Linked DNA regions of Homo sapiens: region 1 is linked to region 2. A link is an interaction called in ENCODE POLR2A ChIA-PET data of the cell type or tissue named here. Cell type or tissue: GM12878. All regions are shown on one strand. Each heading gives the region's core, and the rest is flanking DNA. Links, peaks and the distances in the headings are about the cores only. Region 1 has its middle 15 kb from the start of CX3CR1. Region 2 has its middle 17 kb from the start of CCR8.

Evidence for each region. Peaks named below come from ENCODE experiments on the same cell type or tissue, not always from the same donor. Only the 100,000 strongest peaks of a DNase experiment are listed, where the experiment ranks them.
Region 1: POLR2A ChIA-PET joins it to region 2 with 5 read pairs; 1 of 35 experiments calls an interaction of 5 or more read pairs at or near these places.

The regions. Positions count from the first base shown.
Region 1 is chr3:39,292,443-39,297,818 of GRCh38, reverse strand. It overlaps a transcript of CX3CR1 not described here. Among named protein-coding and RNA genes, the nearest start is that of CX3CR1, 15 kb to the right of the region's middle. RefSeq lists enhancers at 1,626-1,675, 2,478-2,637, 2,678-2,817, 2,858-2,927. In GM12878, for the core only: no CTCF peak of the experiment used is centred there; DNase peaks (open chromatin) are centred at 1,460 and 2,448; H3K27ac peaks cover 3,046 bases.
Region 2 is chr3:39,344,293-39,349,668 of GRCh38, reverse strand. No RefSeq gene overlaps it. Among named protein-coding and RNA genes, the nearest start is that of CCR8, 17 kb to the right of the region's middle. RefSeq lists a silencer at 2,037-2,247 and an enhancer at 2,830-2,879. In GM12878, for the core only: no CTCF peak of the experiment used is centred there; a DNase peak (open chromatin) is centred at 2,719; H3K4me3 peaks cover 531 bases; H3K27ac peaks cover 1,530 bases.

The DNA.
Region 1 (5,376 bases), core at 153-5,152, 52 kb after region 2:
GCTCGCCTTCTGAACCTTATCTGCTTGTTTCCAGACACAGCATTCCCAGGTGGCTCATGCAATCTCCAGGATTGTCAAGTCTAGGCCTCCACCTTCCTTGTCTCATTTCCCCAGGGATGACGGCTGGGCTTTGGCACTGCCTCCATCATGCCCACAACACTGGGAGACACAACAGCTCTGGTTTCTAGGCCTGATCTGCCTGGACCCATGGAGGCTCTGATTTCCCCAGTGGCTAACTAGAGAGCCTAGGTAACACAACCTGAAAGTTCAGGGAAGTTAATGCTCCATAAAGAAAATGTTGACCTGGCCGGGAGCGGTGGCTCACACCTGTAATCCCAGCACTTTGGGAGGCTGAGGCGGGTGGATCACCTGAGGTCAGGAGTTCAAGACCAGTCTGGCCAACATGGTGAAACCTCATCTCTACTAAAAACACAAAAATTAGCGGGGCATGGTGGCAGGTGCCTGTAATCCCAGCTACTTGGGAGGCTGAGGCAAGGGAATCACTTGAACCCGGGAGGCGGAGGTTGCAGTGAGCCAAGATCGCACCATTGCACTCCAGCCTGGGGGACAAGGGTGAGACTGTCTCAAAAAAAAAAAAAAAAGAAAAAAAAGAAAAAAAAAAAAAACAAAGAAGAAAACGTTGATCAAAGAGACATAAGAGAAGAGAAAGGGGTGAGGAATGAATTGTTGTCCTTTGTTTCCACAGCCAACAGTTCCAAGAAGCAGTGGTTCCAGGGGCTTTTTAAGCTTCTTAGAGACAGGGTCTCACTCTGTCACCCAGGCTGGAGTACAGTGGCATGATCATGGCTAACTGCAGCCTCGAACTCTTGGGCTCAAGTGATCCTCCCACCTCAGCCTCCTGAGTAACTGGGGCTACAGCTGTGTGCCACCACACTCGGCTAATTTTTTAAATTTTTTGTAGAGATGGGGTCTCACTATGTTGTCCAGGCTGGGTCTCAAACTCTTGATGTCAATTGATCCTCCCACCTCAGCCTCCCAAAGCATTGGGATTACAAGTGTGAATTACTGCAGTGGGCCATTCCATGGGCCTTTTGCAGAGAGCCTGCATAACCAGCTACATTTCCTGCTGTAGCTATGGCCAGCTCAGGAATGCACCACTCTGTGTTTGCTTTCCTCTTTCCCTGCCTCACTTCACTTCTTCCTGCACTTTGTTCCTGTTGAATTTCACATTCTGATATGGCATCACCATGCAGGCTTTGCCTCAGCCTCTGTTGCCTAGGGAAGGAACTAAGCAAGCCCTGATGGAAATGGTGCTATTCCTTGAGGCCCAGTTGTAACGCACATTCCTCCAGAGGGGACTTGCCTTTACTTCACCCAGTACTCTGGGGTACTTCCAACCTGGGACCTCTGTGTTTGATTGGCTTTTTGGCCACACAGGAAGTGTGAAATTCAGCCCCAATATGCATGAACACAGGTTTGTGGCTGAGAGTTCTGGAGAGGACTTTTCTTTTTTTCTACTCACTGGAGCCAAAGCCAATGTAGGCATCGTTATATAATTTCCCCTCTGTGTGGAAATGAGACTGGGGTGGGACTCTTACTTCACTTACAAAGGGAGCTCCCCTTTGGGGATACTGGTTTTGTTTGGGCTTCAGATAGAATCTCACCCTTCCTAGCCCAGAACTTGTCTTTGTCTTCCACGTTGCAGGCACATGACCCATGAAGGCCAGGCTCCCGGCCTTAAGGGGCCACAGAGGGCCCAGGGTGAATGTGAGCTCCAGCCTTTCCTTCACCCAGCAGATTTGCATTCTGCCTCTGAGGATTTTCTTCACCTTTTTTCCAGATCAACCATTTATTTAAAAAGGTATTTTTGAGTAATTATCCAGCATCCTAGGTGTTCTATATCAGGAGGGGGTCCTCTAGACATTCTTACACCTCTATTATCTGGAAATTGCTTCTTTTCTCCTTTTTTCCCCTCTCTCCCTCTTTCTTTTCCACAGGCCATAGTCTTCCATCCCTCCCAGGATATGACATTGGTATGTCTCAGAGGCTTCCAGACAGACTCACTGGAATTCAAAGTTCTGCATCCACCCTTAGCCTAGCTCAATACTTCATGCAGTACATCTACAAGAGAATGCCCTGTCTCCTAGAACTGGGTGATCTGGCAAACAGAGGGCATGCACACCAGCGGTGTAGAGCTGGAGAGGTTCTAGGGGAGAACATGGTCACTTCCTCTTATTGTACACAGCAGCAAACTGAGGCACAGCATGTTAGGGCTCAGCACTCCAGCCAGCCAGAACCTGCTTCTGACATACAGCTGTGAGAAGGGTTAAAAGAATGACTAAAAAGCAGTTTTTAAAATAGCTGTCAATTTCTACTCCCAGTCAATCTGTGCACAGCTCTTATTCACCGTGAAGCGAAAACATATACAATGTACTATTCACTCAAAGTGAAACTCCAAATGAAGTCATACATTGAACCCCAGTATCGCCCATTGTTAGGAATCAATGACCCTGAGTAAATGGAGTTTCATGAAGCCTCTGTGTGCCAGCTGTCCATGGGAGGGGGTTTCCAAAGGCCTTTCTGGTTGGTCCTGCAGCCTAGGTGTCACTTGAGTGGGTATGCCTTTGTGGCCTGGTCATTCACAGTGTGGAATCTTCAAAGCCTACCAGTGCGACGTGAGTTTTATGTGCAAAGCTGAATTCAAGGAACCCTTGAGATGGTTCATGCAGTTTTTCCCTCTGAGCCTCCAGTGATAACTCCAGACAGCACAGGGTCAGGTGTTGCCCCCTGTGTCTGGCTGCCTTACCCCTTGCCCAGAACAAGAGTAGGGCCCACAGACATTTCCCAGGACACTGGGGAGCCTGTCATGTGGACTTCCTGGCTTCATCCTTCCCCCAGCCAGGGCCTCTGACCTCTCCACTCCTGTGTCCCTTCCCCCAGGAGGATCTCTGCCCCACTCAGTATCCGGCAGATCCCTTGTTATTCTTGTGCTTTTAGAACTTTTGCTGTTTTTGGCCAACTTGAATCAACATTACTGTCTCCTCGAGCGTTTCTCTGCCAGGCAGGGGACTAGGAAAGCAGGACTGCAGGGCCTGCTCATTGGGTTCTAAGATGTGGGTGAATTCGGAGTGGGGTTGTGCAGGGCTCCCACTGAGAGGAGGGCAGGGGCCCCTTGTGAAGTGGTTAGCTCGTCTTGTCAATAGGTCCTCAGAACATCCCTTTCAGTCTCTTCTCAAAGAAGCCCTTTCAAACCAGGCCCTTGCTCTTCTGTGATCGAAGTGCTTGACTTTTTCTGCTGTTGCTCACATCCGGCCTGTCAAGGTTGTTTTCTGCCAGCCTGGTCGTCCATGCACCCCATACTATTCTCATGGACTCATACCCGTGAGGAATTGGGAGGTAAGGGCAAGCACCTCAGCACGCTGTGTGGGACCCCTAGGGTTGCACCTGGGAGGAGCAAGGCCACACGGACCTGCTGTCAGCTCCTATGCTCCCATCTGGCTGGAACCAACCCCAAGCTTGGGGTTCAGTGCCCCCGGCCCATGCACTCAGCATCTACACCCATCACCCACCTGGCCTCCTGGTCTTCTGACCCTGGGATCTCCCAAAGAACAGAGCAGAGCCAAGGCTGGCCAGGATGAGCGCAGTCTCTCTGAGATGGGACCTGAAAACAGGGGCACCCTTGGCAAGGAAGGAGGCACACAGAGTGGGAAGCAGCCAGGCCTGGCTTCGAGTCCTGCCTGGGCACTCCCCCACAAGGAGACTGTGGGCAAGTGACTTCCCTTCCCAAGCCGCTGGGCTGCTCCACAGCAGAAATGTGGCAGTGGCGCACCCCTGAAGGTTGCCGTGGGGAGTGAGGATAAGGCATGCAGAGTGCCCGGCTCAGACTGGATGACGACGACGGCCAGTGGCAACTTCTCTCCTAATTGTGCAAGCAAGCAGTCATGGACAAATCCTTGTGAGAGTGACTGTGTGTACACCAGGACACAGCTGCACAAACACCATCCCTACCCTCATAATGCTCCAGTTTAGTGGGGGAGACAGACATTAAACACATCCACACATAAGAGGATGGTGATGAAGTGTCATCAATTTCACAAAGAAGAAATAATGGACTGAGATAATTGACAGAGTGGGGGACCTAATATAGCTTAGGGGGTCACAGGAGGTCTCTATAGAACAGACTTGCTGCCTAAGGAGCTACCTAAGTAGTGAGGATGGAGGGGAAGGGGTCAAGGCTGGAGAAAGCTTAGGGCGTTTGAGAACTGAAATGAGTTCATAGTGGCTACACGTACCCGGCCCATGTAGGTAATTTAAAATTTCCTGGTGTGATTGAAAAAGCAAAGGGAAATAGGTAAAGTTAATTTTAATAAGATATTAAATGTAAGGCATCTAATGTAAGGCATATTATATAGTTTCATCATGTCATTAACATAAAAATTATTAATGAGATAGTTTACATTTCTTTTTAAATACTGAGTCTTTAAGAATCTGGCAAATATTTTACATTTATATCACATTTCAACTGAGACTAGCCATATCTCAAGGGCTCAATAGCCACATGTGGCCAGTGACCATCGTATTGGACAGCACAGCTCCGGACATCATAATATTGCAACCACTACTCCCAGGAAAGACTGGTTCACTGGCACAGGCTTCAGACACCTGCCAGAAGTGCTTTAGAACAATATTCCAGGAAGCAGCTAGCACACACAGCAGCTTTACGTGAATTACAGCCAGGTTAGGTCATAGGCTTGGCCTAGAGCTTGACCTAGACCTTAGTTCACTCTCATAGTACAGCAAGTGCATACCCCCTCTCGGGGGCCCTGAGTATGCCCTCATTAGTCTTTCCAACATTTTTACCCCAAAGAACTGACTGTAACTGGTCTTTTGTTTTGTTTTGTTTCTAGCTATATCATTACCTCCAGATATTGAAAGAGGACATCTGAACCTGTGTGATGTTGTAGAAAGAAGATTGTCTAGGGTGTCAAAGCAGACAGATGCCAGTTTGTGCTCATCCTTTACCAGACTGGTGCCTACAGTGAGTCACACTTGTTAAGTACAGTGTGGTAAGTAAGAATTCAGGTTCCAGAGTCAGACTGCAGCTCCAGTTCCTGAACTGTGTAATTTGGGAGAGACACTCAGCTTTTCTGAGCCTCCTTATCCTCATCCGTAAAATGAGGACAATTACTAGCATTGCTGGAGGATTAAACAAAATAATAAATAGAAGGCACTTACTTAGCACAGGTCCTGGCACATGGTAAACATTTAATAAACAGTGTCTATTACTATGTTTTAACTGTTATTATCTCTGTGCCTCTGTTTTCTTGGTTTTCAAGTGGAGACAATCATCCCTAAAAAACCCTGCTTTGCAGGATTCTGTGTGGCTTATGAGAGATGAGGAGTATGAAAACACCT
Region 2 (5,376 bases), core at 222-5,221:
CCCACTTTACCTGAGCTCTGTGGCCTGTAGGTTGTATGTAATTTCCATTTTATTTTTAGTAGTCGAGTTAAGTCTTGAACTATTTCAGCCACAAGTGTTGGTTCATTGTCTGATCTTAGAGTTAGAGGCAGTCCAAATCTGGGAATAATGTCTCTTAACACCTCGGTTACCTCTAGTGCCTTCTCTGTCCAGGTGGGGAAGGCCATGACCTACCCTGAAAAGGTGCAAATGAACACCAACATGTACTGATAGCCTCCCTCTCAGGGCAATTCGGTGAAGTCCATAAGCAGTTTTTCACAGGGCATGGCTTTTGTTTTCTGATCTCCCGGGGGCCAGGTAGGCCTTTGTCGTGGATTGTTCTGAGTGCAAGTTAAACACTGCTTGTTTACAAATGGCTTGAGTAATGGCAGTGAGCCATGGCATATAGAAGTGATGCCTTAATAATGTCTTTAGTGCTGTTTTTCTCCATGTGAGTTCCTTGGTGGAACTCTTTTACAAATCTGGGGGCCACCATTTCAGGTATGGCTAGCCTCCCATTGGAGAATTTTTACTATCCTTTTTCAATGTAGTTTTTATTTTTCTGGGCAAATTAAGCCCTTTCATTTGGAGTAGCTCAGGATCTCCAGGAGGGGAATCTCTGGGAGGAGAGGCATAGCTAAGGCTTTCTTTTTAGAAGGTGGAGTTGTCATTGCAGCCTGCTTTGCCTCTTTGTCTGCCTTTCTATTTTTTTAGCCTTTAGTGTTCTTGCTTTTTGGTGCCCTTTGCAGTGCATCACTGCCACCTCTTTTGGGGCCTATACAGCATTTAAGAGCCATAGAATTTCTTCCTTGTACTTTATTTTTTTACTTTCAGCAGTTAAAAGTCTTTTCTCTTTGTAAATAGCCTCATGAACACGCAAAGTGGCAGAAATATATTTGGAATCTGTGTAAATATTTGTCTTTTGGTCTTTTGCTAGCCAGAGACTTCTTGTGAGAGCTATTACCTCTGCTTTTTTTTTTTTTTTTTTTTTTTTTTTTGAGATGGAGTCTCTCTCTGTCACCCAGGCTGGAGTGCAGTGGTGCCATCTCGGCTCACTGCAAGCTCCACCTCCCGGGTTCACACCATTCTCCTGCCTCAGCCTCCCGAGTAGCTGGGACTACAGGTGCCCGCCACCATGCCCAGCTAATTTTTTGTATTTTTAGTAGAGATGGGGTTTCACCATGTTAGCCAGGATGGTCTTGATCTTCTGACCTCGTGATCCACCTGCCTTGGCCTCCCAAAGTGCTGGGATTACAGGCATGAGCCACCATGCCCAGCCGCCTGTTTTTTTTTTTTTTTTTTTTTTTAATCTGGTATATGATCATACCTTACTGTTTCTTTGTATACCTTGTTATTTTTTGTTGGGAATTTGACCTTTCAGATTATGTGTAATATCAATTCTGGGTACCAGTTTCTCCACCCCCAGAGCTTGCTATTGCTATTTGTTTATTTATCAGTTTATTGGCTGGCTGGATTATTCTAGTAAAGTTTAAACACTCTCCCCCAACCCCCACAGTGCTAATGAAGCCTCTGACATTGCTCCTCAGAAAGACAGTTTTGGGTATGCCTACAGTTATCCTGGGATGACAGTGATATTGGTAAAGGCCACTTCTCTTTCTCTGACCACACCTAGATGTTAAATCTTCACTAATTGCCTGCTGATTGCTCCACTGTTTTCAACAATGTCCTGGGGCAAAAATAGCTTTATAATCTAAACCAAAGAAATTGTATTTCCTTTGAAAGAATAGTTTCTGAAGTCAGTGTTTGATATTTATTCTGCTCCTGGACAAGCTCCTGTCAGCTGCCTTTTCCCCTAGCTCTTTCTGAAGCAGCCTCGTTGTCTGAGATAACACCCGAGATTCTTTGTCTCATGGCCATGGAGATCAAGAACACAGACACACGCAGGGTGAGGTTAGAGCAGAAATTTAATAGGTGAAAGGAAAAGAACAGCTCTCTGCTACAGAGAGGAGTCACATATGGGTTGCCATACTGCAGTAAAACATAAGGTGTTTCATAAATGAGCTAGTGGGGAGGGGGTATCTTATCTATGTAGAGCACAAAAAACTGGTTGGGATCAGGTGTGCCATCTGCATAGAGCAGAATCTCTGGCAGCCCCCATCCCACTCTTTTGTCATGCAGGTGGGTTCTTAGCTTGGGCTCCTCCTATGCTGGGTATCTCCTTCCCACTCTGCATGAGTTAAAAAGAGGAGGGGAATTTCCATGCCTGGTCCTAGGTACCTCTTTGCAGCTGCAGGCATCCCCCCACCCCCATGCAAGCTTCCAGCTTTCTTATCTTAGTTTGACCCCAAAAAAGGGAAAGGAAAGTGCTCATTAAGACCCACTCTTTTTACTGGGACTCATCATATGTATGTGAAGTTTGGCGATTACCCAGAAAGCACTCCCTCTGTGCAGGAGTTGATTATCTAGGTTTTACAGCCTCATCTTCCAGACTCCAGCTGCATGACTCCTAAACCATAATTTCTAATCTTGTGGCTAATTTGTTAGTCCTACAAAGGCAGTCTAGTCCCCAGGCAAGAAGGAGATTTGTTTTGGGAAAGGACTGTTATCATCTTTGTTTTAAACTATAAACTATAAACTAACTTCCTCCCAAAGTTAGTTCAGCCCACGTCCAGGAAGGAACAAGGACAGCTTAAAGGTTAAAAGCAAGGTGAAGTCAGTTAGGTTAGATCTCTTTCACTATCTCAGTCATAATTTTGCAAAGGCAGTTTCAGAAGCTGTGGGGAGAAGGAGACCTGTGCTTTTTTAGGTGTAGCAGTCTAGAGTGGAGTCTCCACCATATTGAGCTGGGGTGGTGGGGTCTTAACTACCATAGACTTTTGCTTTCTTTTATCAAATTTTTACAGGTTTTCTTGAATAGATGTTTCTTCATTTGTTCTTTGTTGTTGGAACCATTTCCAGAGACTTTAAATGACTACTTTTTTTTGGTCATTTTCACCAGTTTCATTGGGAAGCAGGTCAGCAAAGCTCCTTATGGTGTCATGAAAGAAGTCAATCTCTTTCTTATAATGTTTTGCAAATTACAGTTCTCTAGCCAAAGAAATCACTTCTTTATGCCATATCTAATGGCATCAAGTTCAAGAGTGCAACATCTAAAAACATGCTTGGGCATTAGTTTTCATGGAATGACTTTAAGCCATTGACTCAGTAAGGATGCTGTTGAATGAAAATTACAAAATAACCTTCTTTTTTATGAGCTTTTCTTATAAGTGACTTAAACAACAGTTGTATAAAACTTTTAAAATTGTGAAATATGCACACATTCAGAAAAGCACACAAAATAACAGTATATTGCTCAGTTAACACCTGTGTAACCACTACTCAGATCAATCAACAAAATATTGCCAGTATCCCAGAAGCTTCCAGTTCCCTGATTCAGCTACTACCTCATTCTTTCCCTGCCCCACCTACTCCCACCCAAATACCCAGTATCCTGACTTCTGCAGTGATCCTGTCCTTGCTTTTGTTTATAGTTCATCACCACATAAGCATGCATTTTTAAACATTATAGTTTAGTTGCCCACCTTTTAAACTTCATATAAATGAAATCATATAATATGTTTCTTTTTGTGTCTGGCTTCTTATGGTAAACATCTTATTTGTCAGATGCATTCATGATTTTTTGTGTAGGTGCAATTTTTTATTTTTTATTTTATTATTTCTTTATTCATTCAGCTCACTGCAGCCTCCACCTCCTAGGTTCAAGCAATCCTCCTACATCAGCCTCCTGAGTAGCTGGGATTGCAGGTGCATGCTCCACCATACCTGGCTAATTTTTGTATTTTTAGTAGAGATGGGGTTTTGCCATGTTGGCCAGGCTGGTCTCAAACTCCTGACCTCAAGTGATCTGACTGCCTTGGCCTCCCAAAGTGCTGGGATTACAGGTGTGAGCCACTGCAACCAGCCTATTTTTTATTTTCTAGAGACAGGGTGTCATTATATTGCCCAAGCTGGTCTCAAATTCCTGGCCTCAAGTTATCCTCCTGCTTTGGCCTCCCAAAGTGCTAGGATTATGGGCATAAGCCACCATTCCCAGGCCATAACTGTGATTTTTAAATAGCTATTTCTATCTATTGTTATTTCAGAAATTGTTATTTCTGATTGAAGTTAGCCTTCCTACTATTGATGTGATATTGATAGATATTATTTCCATTTTGGGGCTTACATTAGTTTTCTATGGATGCTGTAACAAAGTACCACATATCAGGTGACTTAGAACAATAGAAATGTATTGTTTCAAAGTTCTAGAGGCTAGAAGTCTGAAGTCAAGGTATTAGCAGGACCACATTCTCTCTGAAGCCTGTAGGGGAATCTTTCCTTGACTCTTCCTAGCTTCTGGTGGTTTGCTGGCAATGCTTGGTGTTCCTTGGCTGCCAGCTGCATAACTCAAATCTCTGCCATCCTTGTTACATGTATTCTGCCTGTGTGGCTTTACATCATCTTCCCTCTGTGTGTGCCTGTGTACACATTTTCACTTTTTATAAGGACACTAGTCATATTGGACTGGGGTCTACCCTAATGGCCTCATCTTAACTTGGTTAGATTTGCAAACATCCCATTTCCAAATAAGATCACATTCTGAAATACCAGGGAATAAGATTTCATCATATTTTCTTTTTTGGGGGGGTACAATTCAACCCATAAAAGAGCTGTTATGAATCATGTCCCTATAAGCATTCTTGGTGCACATATGCATGCATTTTTATTGGATTTATACCTAAGATTGGAATTGGTAGGTCATAGGACATGTGTATCTTCAAGTGTTGTAAATAATGCCAAACAGTTTTCTAAAGTGATTGGATCACTTAGTCTCACCAGCAGTGTATAAGTGTTCCCTTCTTCCATATCCTTTCCAACACTTAATATTGTTAGTTTTTAAGTTTTAGCCATTCTGATGGGTTTATAGTGATATTTTATCATGGCTTTAATGTGTATTTCCCTAGTTATTAGTGAAGTTGAGCATGTATTCTTTCACTTTTTGACCATTTAGACTTCCTCTTTCAAAAATTGTCTGCTGATATTCCCTGCCCATCCTTCTACTGATTATCTGTCTTTTTCATATTAGTATGTAGAAGGTCTTTATTTAGTTTAGACATGTATGCCTCCTGGGAATCAAGTCTCAATGAGTCTCTAATGTTTCTACCCATCTTCTGAGTGAAGGCATTGACAGCTTTTGTTCTGGACTAACTTTTCTTGGCTTTTTGTATAGCAAAATATCTTGTAAGATACTGTCCCTTTTTGGAGTGAGGATAGATTTCTCTGCTGTCAGGAAAATAATGTCTCCCTCCAGGACAAGTTTGCTAGCAGTTCCTTTAAAAGATTGGGTTTCCAAAGCATGAG